Regions from separate parts of the Mus musculus genome. Here region 1 is linked to region 2. A link is a loop called in an ENCODE intact Hi-C map of the cell type or tissue named here. Cell type or tissue: left cerebral cortex. All regions are shown on one strand. Each heading gives the region's core, and the rest is flanking DNA. Links, peaks and the distances in the headings are about the cores only. Region 1 has its middle 34 kb from the start of Sec24b. Region 2 holds the start of Gm36373 (a long non-coding RNA gene).

Region 1 (11,006 bases), core at 2,028-10,027, 590 kb before region 2:
CATAGTACCTTCTGTTTGCATGTTATAGCCATACACGTATGTAAAGCTATATGACCCAGGTTCCATATATGAGAAAACACGTGATGTTTGTCTTTCTGGTCTGGTTTATTCCACCTAATCTGATAATTTTCAATTCTATCAATACTTCCGAAAATGACATAGCTTCACTTTTCTTTATGGTTGAATAAAAGCTTGAGTCACCTTTTCCTAAAGAAGTTTCTACTCAGGAAAGGAAGTTGAAATGAGGAGAGTTGGATGTATAAAGCTCACTTCTTCACAGTATTCAACTTCTATAGCAACCTGAAACCAAACTAGACCTTCCCCACGCACTCTGAGAACACAGATCCGCTTCATCACTATGTTGCCCTGTTAGCATCTTCTCTCATCACTTGGTACAGCGATCTTGTCTGCATCTTAAACTTTAAACTGGTGAAGGAGGAGCTGATCTGCACCTCTCTTATTTCCCCTGTGAATGGGCTCTTGAGCTTTTGAAGCAACAAATCTACTAAGCTACCCAGCCAAGACCTGCAGGCTGGGACCCGTGAGCTGCTGGCTAGGCAACAGATAACAACTCTTGGGGGACTCTTCCTGTAATGTAAAGACTTAGTGAATCGCACAATGTGGCCCTGTCCTCTCTGCCACCCCACTCAACCACAAGACATTGACATCTTATTAAGGTGAAATCCCATTAAAATAAACATGAAGTGATGATTTTCTCCAGAGCACTATCACGGGACTTCAAGTTAGTAAAACTCACGTGTGCGTACGTGTGTGCTCATGGTGCTGTCGGGGAACCAAAGTCAGAGGGACACAGTCTGACAGGATGGCTGTTGCCAGGCTAGTTACTGTTTCTCTTTTTGCTTTCTTTGGGCGGATGTTTTTGTAGTTGGCATCTTGGCGACACCGTTCTCTCCCCCTCCCCCTGCTCTATGATTCTTCCAATTTCCATTGCCTCTGCTCTGGATTATTGCCAGCCACATTCTAGCCTACTCTTCTGCCTCCTGTTCATTCACTGCATCTTGCGAGGCTCATTTCCTTAGATAGAGCACAGGGCTGGCTGTGACAACCGTCTAGTTGCAAATGTTCAGTCACTCTCGTTTGTTCAACGTCCCTCTTTTACGTATTTATTTCTTAAATCCCTGTCTGAGCTGGCTGTGAGTCATCTTTATATTCCTCTCTATGCAGCCCCTTCTCTTTGTCCTATTTCCTGGGTCCACTCATTGTTCCCACAGTGTGCTTGAAGGTTCTTTTTTGAGGCTGACCCAAGCTTGGCCGCTGTACTCTTTAGGATCAACCGTTCAGACTATCCCTAGTGCCCAGTTTGCTCCAAGGGTCTTCCCTAAATGTCCCTAAGAAGCCCCTATTTTCCCTTAGCACGTTGTACTTGGGTTTTACTGTGTAATAGCCCTGGCTGTCCTGGACTTGCTTTTTAGACCAGGCTGGCCTCGAACTCACGAAGACCCACCTGCCTGTGTCTCCCAAGTGCTGGGATTAACGGTGTGCACCACCATGCCCGGCAGGTTGTGCTTTTACATGTCTCAGGACACCTCCCTCTCTCTGCCTTTCACATTCTCAGGCTCGTGCCTGGATGCAGTGGGCAGAGCACCTGCATCTTCATCACAGATCTGATTATTTGGATGATCTGGGCAGCTAACTTCTTCAGATGTCAGCTATCTGCTGACAACAACTGTCTCGTGAGATTTTTTTTTTTTTTTTATTGTGGACATTAAATGAGACAATGTCATGTCATGTAACCCAGTTGCAGGCTGTCATTATGTGGTCAGAGTGTAGGAACTGCTGTCATTCTTCCTCTTCTTGCTTGAGTTGCTTTTCTAGGCTGTGACTTCAATGACTGTTGGATCTTTTCCCAGAGCGGGTGTAGCAAACACCTCCTATCAAAGACTAGTTGGAATTTTAGGTTTGGCCATTGACAAATCTGTCATATATATATATTTTAACCCGTTTTCTCTTTTTCTTTGTCTTACAACTTTATAAGTTTACCCTAGCTCACCGATTATACCAAACGGGGCCAACCAGCTGCAGCTTGCTGATCTGTTATGTAGTCCAGACCAGTGTTTCACTGATCAATCAATGTGTCTGATTAAATAAGGGATTACATGATTAGGCCCTACTAGACCTCTCCCATTACTTCAAATCTTTTACAAGCAACCTCTGTTGTAGTTCGAATGTGAATTGTCTCCCATAGGCTCGTATGTTTCAACACTTGGCCCCCACTGGGGGTGAAGTCTGGGAAGGTCATAGAGCCTTTGTGAGGGGGATCCTGGCTGGGATAAGTCATTGGGGAGGGCTTTGAGGTTGATTTTAATGTAATATTTAAAATTTATTCTTTGAGAATGTCATACATGCATACAATGTATTTTGAGCATATTAACCTCTCCCTAGTACCCACTTCTGTTGCTCCAGGAGCCTTCTCCCCATGTCTACCAACCCCATGACCCCTCTGTCTCCTCTCCTTCCTCCTCTACCACCTCCTCCTGAATATAATCCACAGAATCTACCTAGTGGTGCCTGTAAATGCATGGATTTGGGATGATCCACTGGAACACAGAAAACCTACCAGGGGTCACACGTCCAGGGTAATAATTCTCCTGCAGCAGCTTTTATTGATAGTTCCGCAGTTAGGGGCGGGGCCTCTTCAGCTCCTCCTTCAGGGCTGGAATGTTGTTTGCCATGGACTTGTACAGGTCTTGGGCAGGTAATGACAGAGGCTACTGTGAGTCCGTGCATGCCCCGTGTCTATTACGTTCAGGAGACACAGTTACACGGCAATCCTCCCTGACCTCTGGCTCTTACAGATTTTCCATTGTTCTTCCTTCTGCATTGTTCTGAGAAGCTTGCAGGAAGAGAGTGTGGTATAGCTGTGGCATTAGGGCTAAGATGAGCCATTTATGTTTTTGCTACTTGAGCATTTGTGAGTCTCTGTATTAACTGCTCTCCATTGCAAACAGAAGCCTCTCGGCTGAGAGCTGCATTGATCTGTGGGTATGAAGACAGGGGTTGTTTGACAATATGTCTATTCAGTGAGGTAATAGAAATAGGCTCTTCCTTAGGACCTGTGGCCTCCATAACCCTGGTTCTTGGTCAGGTCTGTAGTACCAGGTATGGCTTCCCTTCAATGGAGCAGGCCTTAAATCCAATAAAAAGTGGTTGGTTATCTCCATTAGCATTCTGCTATTTCTCCACTGGGCATAGACTGCTTCCAGGTCTGTTGCTATTGTAGCTCACAGGGTTCATAGTGTAACACTGTTGATTATGTTTCTCCCTCAGCAGCCTGCAGAACCTCTTTTGGCACTATGAAAGTTAGCCCCAGAAAGGTCACAGGCTGCATGTCCTGCAATTAAGTGTGTCATATCAGCAATAGGGTCGTACCACCAAGTTCTGGTGGACAACAAAGAGCAATGCCAAAGCTTGTATTTTTTGGGGGGGGGTGGTGGTGGTGACAGTCTCTGGGACCTTACTTGACTGACAGCTTGAAGAAAAGTATCCCACCCCAGGCTTTTTGCCCTAAATGGCTTTTGTGAGGTCTTAGTTAGGGTTTTACTGCTGTGAACAGACACCATGACCAAGGCAACTCTTAAAAGAACAAACGTTTAATTGGGGCTGGCTTACAGGTTCAGAGGTTCAGTTCATTATCATCAAGGCAGGAACATGGCAGCATCCAGGTAGGCATAGTGTAGGAGGAGCTAAGAGTTCTACATCTTCATCTGAAGGCTGCTAGCAGAATACTGGCTTCCAGGCAGCTAGGATGAGGGTATTAAAGCCCATGCCCATAGTGACACACCTACTCCAACAGGGCCTCACCTATTCCAACAGGGACACACCTCCTAATAGTGTCACTCCCTGGGCCAAGCATGTACAAACCACCACAGGTAGGGTATTATCCTTGCCATGCAGAGTAACTCGATGTCAGCTGTTTTTGTTTTTGCTTTGTTTTTGTTTTTTAATGCAACTTTTGGAAAGCTTATAAAATAGTAAACTTCCATACCTATTTAGTGTTTGCACTCTGGGTGCAGATGTGATATGACCATCGAGTCTTGCTCCTGAGCCTGTGTCATCTCACTAGGATAGGCTGTATCTCTCTGAAACTGTCAATGGGAATAAGCCCTATCTCCAAGAAGTTGCCTTTTCGGATGGGCCATGGTATTTTATCACATCAACTGGAAAATAAATGAAGACAGCTTCTCTTTTTTTTTTTGAGATTTATTAATGTTATGCATTACAAGTACACCATAGCTGTCTTCAGACACACCAGAAGAGGGCATCGGATCCCATTACAGATGGTTGTGAGCCACCATGTGGTGGCTGAGAATTGAACTCAGAACCTTGGGAAGAGTAGTCAGTGCCCTTAACTGCTGAACCATCTCTCCAGCCCTGAAGACAGCTTCTTATGTTTATTTCCCACACCATCTTAAGTCTTGATGTCTGTAGTGGATTTGCATCTAGAAATAACATGCATGAGTCCTTGAAGTGTGGAGCCATTTCTACACAGTGGCGTCTTTTCACACTGTCAGTTTTTCTACTCCAGTCAAGCAGAGGAGACAGTCCTATGTTGAGTCAGCAATTTTAAATTAGTTTGGGAGGAACAATTACAAGACTATTTAGACAACAACAAGCTGGCCCTACACAGCACCTATTTGTCTCTCCCCTAAGATATAAAGTCCTTGTTCCCAGGCTGGTTTTAATCAAACATCTGGCAAACCCAGTGTCACTGCAGCAAACGGGAGATGAGAACATTGCGATTAGCATAGCTTTTTAATTTCCTCTTTGCCTACCACATTTGCATATAACCCCCTGGGAGGCCATCTTATTTTCTCCATGGTGCTTTATCTCAACAATTGTTATCAGTCCCGCTAGGAACCTTTCATAGGTGCTCGGGAACAGGAGGAGGAATAATAATGGCTTTCTCTGAGAATTTTCATCTCTGGTGATTCAAGTCTTCACTCTGTTTCTGTTATAAACTCTTATCACAGGAAACAATAGGAACTAAATTTGAAGCACAGGCTGCCCCCGTGTCTCAACACTCTTAAAAAAAAACGCTCGACTCTTTTCATTAATCAATAATTGTGATACCAAGCATTTTTTTTTTGCTATTGTTAATTAAAACAATATATTTACGTGTGTCTGTGCACACCCATGCCAAAGTGTGCCTGGGGAGGTCAGAGGACAACTTGTAGGTATAGGTTCTCTTGTTCTATTGTGTGGGTTCTGGAGACTAGACTCAAGGGGTTAGGCCTGGGGACAGGCACCTTTACCCACCGAGCCATCTCGACAGCCCCTCATTCTTTCTGTTCTGTGAACTCTATACATTCATTCATTTACTTAGGAGACAAACGTTAAGCGTCAGGTCAGTCAACAAGGTCCACCCACATTTCATTTCTTTACGCGATTTAGCTGGGTGTGGTGGCCCATACTTGTAGTCACAGGACTCCAGAAGGTAAGGCAGAGGGATCCAGCGTTTGAAGCCAACTTGAACTAAGTGAGTTCTGTGCTAACCTGAGCTTCACAGAGACTTTTTATCAGCCAAACCAAACCAAACCAAACCAAACCAAACCAAACCAAACCAAACCAAACCAACAAAACCCTAAGTCAAATTAAATCGAAGCCTAACCAGGCCAGGTGTCAAATTTCCACTAGGTGTCACTGCTGTACCCCGAATTAGCCAAATACAGGCACAGACTGAGAGAAATCTATCTGCAAATTCACTTCCATGACTTTTTCCTCTTTTTTATTGGATATATTTTTTTAATTTACATTTCAAATGTTATCCCCTTTCACGGTTTCCCCTTGGGGACCCCCATTCTACCCCCTCTCTGCTTCTATGAGAATGTTCCCACCCACTCATCCACTCTCACATCCCTGTCCTGGCATTCCCCTACACTGGGGCACCCAGCCTTCACAGAGCCAAGTGCCTCTCTTTCCACTGATGCCCAGCAAGGCCATCCTCTACTACATATGTGGCTGGAGCCATGAGTTCCTCCATGTGTACTCTTCGGATGGTGGTTTAGTCCCTGGGAAATCTTGGGGGTCTGGTTGGTTGATATTGTTGTCCTTCCTATGGGGTTGCAAACTGTTAGTTTGTTAGTGGGATGACAAGGAAGAAAAGGCTAGTCACTTCTATATAATTTTGTATAAGCTGTCACTTGCAACTTTTGTTCATATGGCAAAATATCTTAATTGAGAAGCTAACTCAATAGTAATGTTTATTTTTTTTTAGAAAAACAACTGCAGTGATTTGAGTATGCCTAGCCCATAGAGTGGCAGTATTTTTAGGTGTGGCCTTGTTGGAGTAGGTGTGGCCCTGTTGGAGTAGGTGTGTCACTATGGGCATGGGTTTTAAGACCCTCATCCTAGCTGCCTGGAAATCAGTCTTCCACTAGCAACCTTCAGATGAAGCTGTAGAACTCTCAGCTCCTCCTGCACCATGCCTGCCTGGATGCTGCCATGTTTCCCACTTGATGATAATGGATTGAACCTCTGAACCTGTAAGCCAGCCCCAATTAAATGTTGTTCTTATACGAGTTGCCTTAGTCACGGTGTCTGTTCATAGCAGTAAAACCCTAACTAAGACAACAAGCAAAAGGAATATACAAAGATAAAAACTTAGAGGATGCAAAAAGTTAAGCAAATGATATAAACAGACTTTAGGAAATGCTAGATTTTGATAATTTTTTAAAATGAAGATAACTATTATTGATGGACATGATGGTTCAATCCCGCATTCCCAGCAATCTAGAGGCTGTGATATGAGAACCATCATGAGTTCAAGGTCAGCCCGGGCTATCTAGCAAGTTCCAGATTAACTTGGGCTATAGAATGAGACCTTGCCTCCCAAATTTTCTCTTAAAAAAAAAAGCAATTACTTTAACAATTAGGCAACATTCTGTCTTGAAAGAAAATGGAAGCTTTTGATCACGACTCAAAGATCTAAGCCTCACTGCCACGACTGCAGGGCTGGAGTAGCTCCCAAGCAGCCTGTGCTCTGGGGGGCTGTTCACAAGAGCTATATGATGCTGACGATGAAAAAAGAACACGCAAGACATAGGCTGGAGAAGGCGCAGCGACAGCGAGACCGCGATGGTTATGTCCATCTTCACGGTGTGTGTGTGTGTGTGTGTGTGATCAGTCAGGTGAAGGGAAGCAACAGGGAATGTTCCTCCCTAAACACTGCCATCCGTTTTAGGCAGCCATGGGAGTCACACTATGGGCAGCACCCCTTGTCCCTGTGAGCATGAAGCCACAAGTAGGGCCTTATGGGACGGAGTTGCAGGGTCCGAGGCAATGACTCATCGTGAGGAAAGACACACCTTCCAGAAGCAAGGACGAAGAAAGAAGGGTATTATATGTCCAGTCTACTATTTATACCCTTCTGGTTTGCAGTTAAATTGTGACTTCAGTCATTTGGTTATGGTAACAGAAGCTCTGTTGGAGTTAAAGACTCCTTTATTAAAAAAAAAAAAAACAACCCACAAGGTAAACAAACCTATGCGTTCTCATATTTACCTGTAATTCTGCATCTTGCTAATCCAAATAGTCCATTAGGGCTGGATGAACCATAAATAAAACTAAAATTTCTCATGAGTAAGTAAAGGGTGGCTAGTATTTTCATGAAAAATGCGCAACACGAAATGATGTTGAATTTTTCCGCACTTAGAGCATGCATTAAAAAGTACTGCTATACTTGAGTGTTTTAAAATTCTTTTTACGTTTTTCCCCCAATTTTTTATTAGATATTTTCTTCAGTTATATTTCAAATGCTATCCCGAAAGTCCCCTATACCCTCCCCCCACCCTGCTCCTCTGCCCAAACACTCCCACTTCTCGGCCCTGGCGTTCCCCTGTACTGGGGCATATAAAGTTTGCAAGACCAAGGGGCTTCTCTTTCCAATAATGGCCCACTAGGCCATCTTCTTCTACATACAGCTAGAGACATGAGCTCTGGGAGTACTGGTTAGTTCATATTGTTGTTCCACCTATAGGGTTGCAGACCCCTTCAGCTCCTTGGGTACTTTCTCTAGTTCCTCCATTGGGGGCCCTGTGTTTCATCCAATAGATGACTGTGAGCATCCACTTCTGTATTTGCCATGCACTGGCATAGTCTCACATGAGACAGCTATATCAGGGTCCTTTCAGCAAAATCTTGCTGGCATATGCCTGGGTTTGGTGGCTGATTATGGGATGGATCATCAGGTGGGGCAGTCTCTGGATGGTCCATCCTTTCGTCTCAGCTCCAAACTTTGTCTCTGTAACTCCTTCCATGGGTATTTTGTTCCCTATTCTAAGGAGGAATGAAGTATCCACATATTGGTCTTCCTTCTTGATTTTCTTGTGTTTTGTATCTTGGGTATTCTAAGTTTCTGGGCTAATATCCACTTATCAGTGAGTGCATATAAAGTGAGTTCTTTTGTGATTGGGTTACCTCACTCAGGATGATGTCCTCCAGATCTACCCATTTGCCCAAGAATTTCATAAATTCATTGTTTTTAATAACTGAGTAGTACTCCATTGTGTAAATGTACCACATTTTCTGTATCCATTCCTCTGTTGAGGGACATCTGGGTTCTTCCCAGCTTCTGGATATTATAATTAAGGCTGCTATGAACATAGTGGAGCATGTGTTCTTATTACCAATTGGGGTATCTTCTGGGTATATGCCCAGGAGAGGTATTGCAGGATCCTCTGGTAGAACTATGTTCAATTTTGTGAGGACCCACCAGACTGATTTCCAGAGTGGTTGTACAAGCTTGCAATCCTACCAACAATTGAGGAGTGTCCATCTTTTTCCATATCCTCGCCAGTATCTGCTGTCACCTGAGTTTTTGATCTTAGCCATTCTGACTTGTGTGAGGTGGAATCTCAGGGTTGTCTTGATTTGCATTTTCCTGATGATTAAGGAAAGAAACACAAGCAGTCATCAATAGTCTCCCAACAAACAAACAAACAAACAAACAAGCCCAGGACAAGATGGGTTTAGTGCAGAGTCCTTTCAGACCTTCAAAGAAGACCTATTTCCAACTCTCCTCAAGCTATTCCACAAAATAGAAACAGAAGGTACTCTACCTTCTAATTCATTCTATGAAACCACAATTACTCTGATACCTAAACCACACAAAGATTCAACAAAGAAAGAGAACTTCAGACCAATTTCCCTTATGAATATCGATGCAAAAATACTCAATAAAATCCTCGAAAACCGAATCCAAGAACACATCAAAACGATCATCCATCATGATCAAATAGACTTCATCCCAGGGATGCAGGGATGGTTTAATATACGGAAATCCATCAACGTAATCCACTATATAAACAAACTCTTTTTACTTTTTAAGTATTGTGTGTACCTGATTGTGTGTGTGTGTGTGTGTGTGTGTGTGTGTGTGTGTGTGAGAGAGAGAGAGAGAGAGAGAGAGAGAGAGAGAGTATGTACCTATGTATGTATGCAGGTGTGCATGTGGGCCAGAGGGCAATCTTGGGGGTCACTCCTCAGGCACTAGATAGACACTATGGTCTGTTGCTGGCCTGGAACTCATTGAGTAGAGATATGCCTGCCTTGGCCTCCCCAGTGCTGGGATTACAGATTGTCCATACTGTGCTCAGTGTTTTTGTGTGAGTGTTGAGGACTGAGCTCTGGTCCTCACACTTGTGTGGCCAGCCCTTTACCAACAGAGTCATTTTCCAGTCCCCTTAGGAAGTATTTTATTTTATTTTATTTTATTTTATTTTGCCTCGAGGAAAGAAATTTTATTTTACATAGGTCTAACAATTTGACAGACCACATTTCAAGATGAGACTGAAGCCTAGGTAATTATGGATCAATACCTGGAGGAAGTATTTTAAGATTGAAGTTGACCTTACTAGTACTGAAACATTTGTGCTACAGAGTAGGGAGACTCATGAATATGTAAACATCATTTAATATTTATGCATTACTTTAGTATCAGTTTCTGTAACACCACCAGGGGTGCTTCACATTAACGGTGTCTGTACAAGTAGATGTCTAAACGCTTTTTGTCTTTTGGTATATGAACTGCCAATAAACATAAGAGTGTGAAGATAAAAGCATTGCTGGATTAAATGAATGCAGTAATTTAATTAATCTATTTAACCACTAAGGATGATTTCAATCTTACTGACTGAATATGAAATAATTTGAGAACATGACCCATTCGGAGTAAGGCTAAGTTCAAAAGTCTTTCAGTAGGAGAGATATTCAGTTTAATATACTGAGAACTTGGGGGCTGGAGAGATGGCTCAGTGGTAAGAGCACTGACTGCTCTTCCGAAGGTCCTGAGTTCAAATTCCAGCAACCACATGGTGGCTTACAACCATCCATAATGAGATCTGTCACCCTCTTCTGGAGTGTTCAAAGACAGCTACAGTGTAGTCACATATAATAAATAAATCTTTAAAAAAAAAAAAAAAGATACTGAGAACTTGGTCACTTTGTCATTCGGCCACTTTCTTCTGTCCCTAATTTTTCCTCCAGGATAGTTTTCAGCACTGGCTTCTTTTCTGTGAACAGCCTCAGTCCTTGGTCCTTTCCTTGCACTGAGCTTGAGACAGATCTCACACAGTTGTTTGCTGTTATGTGCACCAGGCTGGCCTATGAGCCTCTGGGGTTTCTCCCATCTCTGCCTCCCACCTCCCTGTAGGAACACCGAGATAACACGTGTGTGTGTGTGTGTGTGTGTGTGTGTGTGTGTGTGTGTGTGTGTGTGTTATTTATCCCGTCTGACTTTATGAATGTTCTTGTCATTCAAACCTGGATCCTCACCCTTCTGCAGAAAGCCAGCTCCCCAGAACCATATTTCTTTCCCATTTTTACGAGTTTATTTATTTATTTATTTATTTATTTTACCCAGAGCTTTTTATTCTGTTTTGATTTTGCAAACACTCCATGTTCTCGCCAAGTAACGTTTTAAGTTAGCTTGTGTTGGGTCATCTTCAAAGCATTACTTCACTTGAAACCCAAAACAAAGCAACTCTGAA
Region 2 (11,006 bases), core at 1,819-9,818:
TCACATAGAGAACAGTATTGTGGCCAGGTACTCAAAGCTTCCCCCCTTCTCAGTATCTCTTCTTACATCCTGGATTTAAAACAATCAACTTGAAGAGTCCTTTGAAGGATCTAAAAGTGCTCCACATTAAGTGTGACATCAAATCACAACTTGGCATGAATGTGTCTCCATTTCCTATGACATACCTAACTGTCCATGCCTAGCTTCCCAGGGGTAAAGCTCCTCCTAATTCAAGCCACCGATGGCCACTCCTAGGACTCAGACAAACCACAGGAGCACACCGCGTTTGACAAAAACTTTGCCTGTATAAGCTTTTGATCACCATATCCTCACCCGGATTCAGTTCTCTTCATGTTTGTCCACATCACACTATGGGGTATATCTCCCCTTCTCAAATGTAGTCTCCATGAAAGCAAGGATTTATATCTTCACTGTCCTATCACGTGCACTTGAAAGAATACTTCACAACTGTCAGAATCCTTTAGAAGAGATAAACTTAGTCCCCTGAGCATCTATGACAACGTGCGTTACAAAGTATCCCTCATTTCCGTGGACAGAAGCAACACAGGCACTCAAGTAAACTGCCCAGTAAGCAGAGCAAGTCAGTGGTGATAGGTGCACGAAGACTCTGGACAACGTCAGCCCTCTATACCTATTGCAGTTTCTCCTTTATCCTAGGCTGTAGCCTCCCCCAGCCTGAAGCGGGCTGGCACAGACCTTGTCGCCAATGAGGTGGAGCCACCTGCGGTGCAGCTTTCCAACTTGGCTGGCTCCTTTTGAAGTGACAACTGCCCTGCTCTTCTGCTACCTGCAGAAGGAACAGAGGTTGAACCTGTCTTCCTGAGGCATTCCTGAATAAGCAACCAGCCTGGCGACCAAGTGCTGGCAGAATGGCTCCAGGCACCAAGAATGGACTGGCGGGGGTTAGGGGGGCTTCCCCCTTATAAGCAAGGTCTCTTAGTAAACTCTCGGGCCTTGATCAGAACCTTTGTCTTGGCTTCATTATCTTTTCTCGAAGTCTAAGTGTCTTTCAGCCCAGCCTGCCTCCCGGGTGTACCCGGTTCATGTAGGCCGAGGGACAGCATACAACACTATGCCAATCAATGGGATGGGTGGCACCACTGTAAAGAAGAGAAGACAGAAGGGAATGGAAAGTATTTGTTTAAATTCCCACATAGAAAGGGACACAGCAGGGCCTTGAGCCTGTCTGGGCTGGCTTCTAAGAGTGAACTAGTGTCAAAGCCAATTATCTGACTATAATAGGGAAAGGCCAGAGCTATGGGGTCTGAGGAGCCCTGCACTTTCTTGCCAGGCATGTGACACCGTGGCTGCTCTTTCCCCAGGCCACTTCTTAGGGCTGTCTTTGCAGCCCACCACATTGATGGATAACTGTCCCTCTTGGACAAAGTATGGGTTTGCCTCCCTTCCCTTCCACACACTATAAAACAGCACATCACTAAACTCAGTGTTCTGCAGCTAGGAGCCAGCTACCCATGTGCGCAGCATCTATCACTACCCTGTGGGGCTTGGCGAGTGTTGTCCCCACGCTGCTTGCTCCGCTGTAACAAAGTCCTTTGTCTTTGACCCAGAAGTCTCAAGTTTTCTGCCAATATCCATGAAACAGTAACAGACCCAGATTATTAACTGACAAACAGAGCCTGGCACTGTTTGTTTTAGAAGAAGTGACCCAGGTTACAAAATAGAACAAAACACAAATGCTGTCAAAAATCACGGTGACTGTCAATTCACTAAGTGTTCATGGAACGCAAGTGACACAGATGACGATCAATTAGTTGGAAGCCTGTTTACTGTCAAATAAAACTTTACGTGACTCAGCATTTTGGATGAAGAAAGAAGCCCTATCCTGGTGATGTGTGTACTATGCGCTTGATTTACCATGAGGCTTGCATAGCCTTGGTCCCTCTACCAATGGCGCTCACTGAAATAAAGCAAACAGTGAAAACCCTTGAGATTAACTACAGGAAGTCAGAGGAATGGCATGTGCGGATCAAACCAAGGATGCCAGTACTCAGAGTCAGTTCAAGAACGATGGAGGAAGCTGGCAGAGTACCTCCCTGGCTTGTGGGGTCCCAGATTCAACTGCCAGCCTTAAACGGGGTGGGGCTAAGAAATAAGAAATCCACCAAAGAGGAAAAGTAGAAATGACGCCAACTAACCTGGGCTACTCAGTCAATTAACCCGTTCTTGAGTGTATTTTCCTGACGAGTTTAATGCAGCCAGGTACTGAAGAGCTATTGAGCGTGTATTGTGTCCCACACACTAAGCTGCACCTCTGATTTCAGGTAGTTCATGTCTAGATAAACAAACAAGTCGGTTATGAAGCACATTAAAGAGAGGCAAGTGCTATAGAAACAGGGGAGACTTGATTTTTCAATGGGAGATAAAGGAAGACCTCATTGTAAAACGTGTATTTGGAAGAGGAAAGGGCGTGAGCCACTCAGGTAGCGTGAGAGTGAGGCCCCTAGCCTGGCTATGAATGTCACGACCAGAGGTGAGCAGTCGAATGAAGCCAACCAGCAGACTAGGAGGTGAGGTCAGTAGTTACGGGGGCAGAGGGACTCTTAAGAAGGGACATATAGGCTCCCTGTGGGACCATGGCAAGGACTTGGGCTTGTGTCCTGTGAATTTTATCTGAACGATTTTAACCAAAAGTACACAGTCATAACCAGTCAAATGAAATACCATTGGCAAGTGGGGCTCAAAGGCTGGGAATTAAGTGATCCTGTTCAGTATCTAAGAGTTGGGGTTACATTTCTCCTGTCCTGAAATCATCTTGCCTAATAGGTCTTCCGGTTACCTGCCCTGCCGGGGTAGGAACCTTGGCTTGAGAGATTTTTTTTTTCTTACACTCCAAGAAGATTCATCCAATCTATGCCCTAGCCACCTGTGGACCATCTGCCGTAAACACATCTGCTGGGTTGACACCCAAGCCACCTGGATTGGAGCTGGGTGTTCGAAAACATCTCCTGAGAGTGTTGAGTTATCATCTAAAGTGGCTTATCACAACTGCTGGGCTCTCATTAGTTAATAAAAGGTTCTCGTCTTTAAGTTCACTGTAACTTCATGGCTGAAGACATGAGCCACCTTCATGAACATAATGTTTTATTTGTGCCTCAGTTCTTTAAAATCAATATGGATGCTACATCATGCCAAAGAAGCCAAGTGTGCAAATGCACAATTTAGGTAGAGTCAAATAAGCTTGCTTGCAAAAGAAAACTGTATGAAAACATTTTTCCAAATCTCAGTGAACTAAAATGCCATGTTAACTATAAGTTGCACTGAGGGACAGGCATAGACTTTGCTAATGTTGTAGCTGTCAGCACTAGTTCTTTGACTTAAATGCCCAAACAGGCATTAAGATATAGGAGATAGATGCATGGCACTCTGCACTAAGCAGTGTGTGTGTGTGTGTGTGTGTGTGTGTGTGTGTGTGTGTGTGTGTGTGTGTTTTAAGAGCAAAAACAAGTAAGACCAAAGTGATAAAATACATATATAAGAGCAATGTTTCTGTATATTTAAAATTATACAATGTGTAAATGTGGACATATAGCTAGAGGTAAGCTATGAGAAATGTTACAAGATGTTAAGTAAAAAAACAGAATTATTTAAAAATTTTCCATTCTAGTAGATTAAAACAAAAACAGGTACTGGCCAGGAAGTGGTGGTGCACACCTTTCTAATCTCAGCACTTGGGAGGCAGAGACAGGCAAGCTTGGGCTACAGAGTGAGTTCCAGGACAGCTAGGGCTACACAGAGAAACCCTGTCTTGAAAAACCTAGATAGATAGATAGATAGATAGATAGATAGATAGATAGATAGATAGATAGACAGACAGACATATAAATATCAGTACTGAAGCCAGCATGGTTGCACACACCTTTAATCCCAGCCCTTGGGAGGCAAAGCCAAGTGGACCTCCGTGAGTTCAAGGCCAGCCTGGTCTACACAGCAAGTTCCAGGGCAGCCATTGCTACATAAAGAGACCCTATTGCAACACAAACAAACAAATGAAAAACCACCAATAAATACCAATAGGAATCAGTATTGAAAGATACTTAGTCCTTTGAAGCCAAGTGAAGGCTACCACCATGGTGGTTAAGAGCACAGACACTTAATTCAGATTGTGGCTGGTCACTTGGTGCCACAAGCCTGTCTGAGCCCCATGTCCTCACCTGAGAAGTGGGCTAAGAGCACCGATTCAGAACAGTCCTGGGAGACTGATTCCAGGTGATACATGAGAAGTGGCTGGAGCAACATCTAGTGTACACGCATGCTCTCAATAAACTTGAGCTATTGTTACCAATGCTTCCTTGGAGATTGTGCTGACTAGTTTGATGTCAACTTGACAAAAGCTAAAGTGATCAGAGAGAGGGGAAACCTCAATTAAGAAAATGCCCCCTGGGGCTGGAGAGATGGCTCAGTGGGTAAGAGCACTGACTGCTCTTCCAGAGGTCCTGAGTTCAATTCCCAACAACCACATGGTGACTCACAACCATCTGTAATGGGATCCAATGCCCTCTTCTGGTGTGTCTGAGGACAGCTACAGTGTACTCAAATACATTAAATAAATAATACTTTAAAGGAAAAGAAAAGGAAAGGAAAGGAAAGAAGAGAAGAGAAGAGAAGAGAAAAGAAAAGAAAAGAAAAGAAAAGAAAAGAAAAGAAAAGAAAAGAAAAGAAAAGAAAAGAAAAGAAAAGGCCTCCTTAAATATTGGACTATAGGCAAGTCTGTGAGTCATTTTCTTGTTAATGATTGATGGGGGGGGGGGGGCGCAGCCCATTGTGGGTGGTGCCATCTCTGGGCAGGTGATCCTGGGTTCTTTTAGAAAACAGGCTGAGCAAGCTATAGTGAGCAAGCCAGTAAGCAGCATCCCTCTACAGCCTCTGCATCAACTCCTGCCTCCAGGTTCCTGCCCTGTTTGAGTTCCACTCCTGACTTCCTTTGATGGCCAACAGTAACATGGATGTATATGACCAACAGTAACATGGATGTATATGACCAACAGTAACATGGATGTATAAGCCCAATAAACCCTCTCCTTCCCAGGTTTCTTTGATCATGGTGTCTCGCCACAGCAAGAGTAACCCTAACTAAGAAAAAGAGATCAAAGCTTTTCAGCAACAAACCCTTTGAAAGAGAAGAATTAGGCGTTTCATGTGTTAAAGTTCCACCATACAGACAGAGACTTTGCTCTCTATTCCCCCATGTGGTTCAGAAACCCTGATTAGCATACGCCAAGGAAGAAGTCCAACACAAATCTGGACGAGGAAAACAATCAGCCTTCTCCAGGAAATTTGATTATTAAAGTTTTACTTTAGTAATAGCTGGGTATGTGAAATTTTCTCAGAGGACCCAGCAGTGGGGGAAGAAAGAAAAAGCAAGCCTGCCTATACAGATGTTCAGTCTTTGCTGACACACTGTAAGCCTTCTTCTCAAAATACTGACCAGGTGCAGTGCTAAATATGGACATGAAGCCACTGGGTCCAGTCACGATGAATGTGTTGAAAGGACCTACACAGGTTACTTTCAACCTCTGGACACTTCAGTGAAGAGACATGGGAAACATGATGTGTCTAAGCTTAAAAAGAGGACTTGGGGTGGGGGTGTTGGAGAGATGGCTCAGTGGTCAAGAGTACTGACTGCTCTTCCAGAGATCCTGAGTTCAATTCCCAGCAACCACATGGTGGCTCATGACCACCTGTAATGAGATCTGATGCCTGCTTCTGGTGTGTCTGAGGGCAGCTACAATGTATTCATAGAAATAAAAATAAATAAATCTTTGAGAGAGAGAGAAAGAGACTCATGGTCAGTCCTGTTTGGCTTGCTTTTCTCTGCTGAAACACTGTGAAATGGTCCTGGAAGCTTCATTGAAGCTCTTGGGGGCATTTGTTGGAAATCCTAAACAGAAATATAGCTCACACCTTGTAACTGAATGTCGCTATATATAAAGAATAATAATAAATACTGGAGAGCCACAGGGAACCGTGAGTAAAGCAGAGAAAATCGAGTTTGAGGATTGCTAAGTCCCTGCTTGGAAGTATTATGTAATGAACGTCTGGAGTGGGTGATTAGTATCCATTTAAGATAAAATCTGTAAGAATTATAACTTCACATGTGATTTTTACAATGTATCGGATTTCCACGGCTCCTGTGTCCTGTTTATGATCATTATAGCCTTAATAAGATGTATTTTCCAGCCCCTAAGTTCTACAGATCAGAAAAATGAGTTCCTCCTCTTGGGATACCTTGGAATGCAAGGGCCACTAAATCAGATTGACAATTATCACTGGGACATTATCTCCATCTCTGTCGGTGGTGTTCCCCACAGGGAGACCTTTCTGTTAATAGTGTCACTGAATTCCTCCCCCACACACAAAATCAATCATTTGACGTGGGCTTGAGAGCATAATTACATAAATATAAACCCGCTGAAGGATCACGCCTAGGTCAAAGTCTAACGAGAACAACGAGCAATCAATAACCACTGCCTCTTTTAACTAACAGACCATCACCGTGCCCATTAGGACCCGAGTCCTATTAGGATGTCAAGAGCGCCATCTGCTGGTTGAACGGAAGTGAGCCACAGCCTGCAGACTGATGGAAAAACAGATGCATCGAAAGAGTAGGAAAGATGAAAAGGACTAGCAAAACCAAATGGGGCGTGAGAGTCTGTCCAAGCCAATACATTGATTTTTACAAGTGAACAGACTCATTACAATACTTACATACTCCCAGCCCAAAGAATGTAGAAAGTCAATCTATCAAGAGGCAGGAGGCAGAAGATAGCATAGTATATACATACATATACATATATTCACGATACACATGCACATATATAATAAAAAGTCTCCAGCACCTGCAGTCCCACTTCTGTTACCTGCTCTGATCAAAAGTTACACACTGGCCTGGTAGCCCAGCCCTCTTCTTGAAAGTATTGACTGTAATACAGATAATGACTTGGCAACTTTGTAAGATGAAAGTATCTGCCTCGGGTTTAAAATTGCTAGCTATCTCCTCAAAGCAAAGGGTGATGTGAAGGGTGGACAGGGAGTGTCGGGAAGGATCCTGTGGTGTTTTCACGGTGGCTAATGTTTGTGTCTCTGACTCAACGTGCTCCCTCTTTACAGTGAGTAGTGATACTTCACCACGCAGAGGGGAAGGAACCTACTGCAAGCATCAAGTCAGGCGACCTGCAACTGGAGACAACGGAAGATGGTTGTGGCTGTTCTCAGTATCGGGAACCAACCATGTCTCTCTTACAGTACCAGGATGGTGAGATGAGTTGAGACAACATATAGCAAAGGTTCTTTAGAAGCTGAAAAAGACTAAGAGACCAGGACTCACTGAACCCTCGTGAGCTAGACACAGAAATAGTGGCAAATCAACAGTTAACGACAAATGTTAACAAGAAAGTCTCTTTTAAAAGACTAAGGAAAATTTCTCAGATACTCTAACTTTTAAAAGGCGACATGAGGGGTTGGAGAGATGGCTCCGAGGTTAAAAGCACTGACTGCTCTTCCAGAGTTCCTTAGTTCAATTTCCAGAAACAACATGGTGGCTCACAACCATCTGTAATGAGATCTGGTGCCCTCTTCTGGCCTGCAGGCATACATGCAGGCAGAATCCCTTTATTTAAAAAAAAAAAAAAAAAAAAAAAAAAAAAAGCATGAATTCAATCGCCTGAAAGGAATGCTCTCTCCGATTTCTTCTACATTTGGGAATTGGGCAATCCCTTCTTTAACTCATCTCTCTCCTCCAATTCCACCAAATTCAACTAAAGTTGATCTTCGCGCTTTCTGCCAGAGAGGCGCCTCTATTGGACCCGTGAGTTCATGCTGAACTGTTTTCTACGCTGGCAAAGGCAGACAGCGTTAGCAAAACAGTCACCCTTCCACACCAAGGACCCCTGGTTCCAGCTTCCAAGATCATTTTCCAGTCTTTGGGCCTTGAGTTTCCCACTCGTCTTTCGGGGTCCCTGCTGGTTTTCTGGAAACCCTTCCCAGTCGCTTTTCACCTCTATCTCAAGATCTGGCCCCTCTTCAGCCACCTCTGTGTCCCGGAAGCCGAGCAGAGTTTCCATCTGTTATCTCAGCACATAAAAGCCACGCCCAAACCTAACAGCCTTAGAAAACAAGCTTAGCCCTAGCTCCCGAGTTATGTACTGGGAGCCAGCTGGGCTCCACTAGGCGGTTCTCCCTCGGCGATTCTCACACAGCTACAGGCAGAGGGCAGCTGGGGCCAGCACCCGGGGCCAGCAGCTGATACAGCGGTCAGCTCCAAGTTCAGCTGCTGTTGACAGGAGCAGCTACCAACGGCTTCTCATGTGGTTTAGGACTTATGATCTTGAAGCTGGGTTTTCAGACGGCAGATCCCAAGAACCAGCCTTCTAAGCGGCAGGAAGCAGAAGCTGCCAGGTCCGCTAAATATCCAGGACTGGCACAGTGACACGTGTGCCATCGTCTGATCAAAACAGGCACAGGGTGAGCACATATCACCGGCTTAGGGAAATGATGCCCATTTCTTGACGGGAGCAGGGCCGTTGCTTTGTATAAAATGCATGGATAAGAGCTATTGTTACTGTCCTGTTTGGAAACAGTCATGCTAGTTAAAATAAAACAGAGGTTAACAGCTTCTCCAGTGCACGGATGTGGTCAGATTCTAAAGCTGTTTGGACTGGCACTCCCCCTCTGCTGTGAGACTACGATCCGAGGTGGACCAGTGGCCAACACAAGCACTTACTGGAGTTTGCTGGAGCTTCATCCTTGACAGAGGGCTCTGAAGACAGACTCTGTGAAGAGCCAACCATTACACCAGACTGCTTCTTGGCCTTCAGTCAAGTGGTGTCACACCACATAGAAACTCTTTCCACCCTGCATAAATCTCAAAAACATTGTTAAGTGGACGTAAACATAAGTGGAGGCATTCTATAGTCAATCACACTTATCCCACATGACTGTATGTGCACATTCCCACCCTCCATCCCCAGAGGAGAATGTGCGACCATATACTAAATAAAAACGATAAAAATGAGGCAGAGCCTAACTCCGAGAAAGCTCTGAAGCCATCTTTAAAGAGCATCGAATGCAGTGGTTCACAACCTTCCTAGCGCTATGACCCTTTAATACAGTTCCTCACGGGGTAGTGATCCCAAACTAGAAAAAATTATTCTTGTTGCTATTTCATAACTGTAATTTTTTGCTACTGTTATGAATTGTAATATCAAGAAGCTGTGCTCTACTTTATTTCTTACTTAAGAAGTAGGCATTGCTACCTTCAGTTTCCAAGGAGAAACTGAGGCTCAGAAAACCTAAGGATTTTGCTGAAGGTTGCACAGCTGGTCATTGGAAGAGCTAAAATTCAGGTCCACTAAGAACTCGTAGTATTATAACGAAAAGTGTAAGTACATTTAAAAAAATAGTATTTGGCAAGAGTTTTAATACACTGACCTTTGGGGCTGGAGAGATGACTCAGCAGTTAAGAGCACTGACTGCTCTTCCAGAGGACCCACGTTCAATTCCCACAAACTTTAGGTTAGGTCCTGTGGAGCACTAGAGAGCAGGCTTGGCTCCAGCAGTACGGAATCTCAGCCTGTGGGTTCTCTGGGCTGAAGCGCTACCTGGGCAGGAGCTAGCTTCATAGAACTCATTATCTGGCACTCACTCTTTGGACTCTGTAAATGTGTCGTTCTTATTTCTACGTGCAGACCGACCTGCGCTAGGAAGGTTACAGCATACAACAGAAACAACGGCCGTGCACTCACAGCAGCTCCATTCCCATCCAGACAATATTCTCCCAACTTTGCACCTGTGTTAGTTCCCATTTTATAACTCAAGTAAACAGTAACAGTGATCGCCAGCACACTCTTTCTTTTCGTTTCTTACTGTTTTTGTTTTTTTCTCGTTTTTTATTATCTTACGGGGAGAGGTTTCAGTTGTTTTGAGACAAGATCTTGCTGTGTAGCCCAGCCTGGCCTGGAACTTACTGGCTTCAGTCCTTCTGCCTCCGTATCCCGATCGCTGAAATAACAAGCCCATGCCACCCCTGGCTCTCGTTTATAGTCCTACAAACAGGCTATCTTCTTTATTAATCTGAATGGTTCATCTCCATTGTCAGTTTGGTAAGATCTCACATCACCTGGGTGTGTCTAGGCGAGATTATCTTGATTAGGTAGCTGGGGTTGGAAGAGCTGCCCCCTGTGTGGCACAACTCGGTGGGGTGGGTCCTGGACCACAGAAGAAGGGGGAGGCTGGCTGAGCGGCCACAGCGCTCCCTTGAAGGAAGGACTTCATTGTAGGGTGGAGCAAGATGGCAACCTCAGATCCTTTATCAGGTCTACCTCAGCTCCACAGGCAAATTGTGCCAGTCTTGAGATGGTCTCCAACCCAGGTCACAACAGCAGCCCAGTCAGTGTCTAGCCATACTGCCCTGCCAGCCAATGACATCTTGACTTCACCTGCCATCTTATCCTTCCTAAATCCACTTTCTTCCTTCTCCTCTCAGACGACTCACATTCCACAAAACCACTTTATACTTGTCAGCATCCTCTCCCAAGAGAGCCAATAGTCAAAGATGAGTTTGTCTCCTTTCCGGCAGGAAAACTCATTCTACATTCACCTGCCTAGCAAATAAGTCGTAGCAGCTTTCTAGTGCACTGTGATGCCGGCTCACGCTGCCGTAAAATACTTTATGCCTAGTATTGTTTTTTTTTCTTCTTCTTCACATAAACACAGTACATTTTACCAACAAGACATTTTATATAAGTATATGCTTCAAAATATTGATTTAAATATTAATTAAATTAATATTTCACTGTACTGGGTAAAGAAATGATTACTCAAAAACGCTTTGGAAATTAATTTCCAAGTTTTTGAAACAGAAACATACCGTTAGCATAGCACCACCTAGTGGTACATAGAAGGAACTGTTACTACTCCATCAATAAAGAAAAATGGGACCTTGCTGTATTGCAGTTGCTTTTGTCTGC

Evidence for each region. A loop is a pair of places that touch in the nucleus more often than their neighbours do. Peaks named below come from ENCODE experiments on the same cell type or tissue, not always from the same donor. Only the 100,000 strongest peaks of a DNase experiment are listed, where the experiment ranks them.
Region 1: a loop joins it to region 2, with 12 times the contacts of the local background. A loop is called at or near these places in 36 of 42 quality-filtered maps.

Annotation. Positions count from the first base shown.
Region 1 is chr3:130,089,693-130,100,698 of GRCm38, forward strand. No RefSeq gene overlaps it. Among named protein-coding and RNA genes, the nearest start is that of Sec24b, 34 kb to the left of the region's middle. In left cerebral cortex, for the core only: CTCF peaks have their summits at 4,306 (motif pointing right) and 5,659 (motif pointing right); a DNase peak (open chromatin) is centred at 5,654.
Region 2 is chr3:130,683,300-130,694,305 of GRCm38, forward strand. It overlaps Gm36373 (a long non-coding RNA gene), which reads right to left and starts at 9,353. Exons shown (of 3, transcript XR_867641.2): 1 at 8,762-9,353. In left cerebral cortex, for the core only: CTCF peaks have their summits at 6,590 (motif pointing left) and 7,618 (motif pointing left); a DNase peak (open chromatin) is centred at 6,586; H3K4me3 peaks cover 549 bases.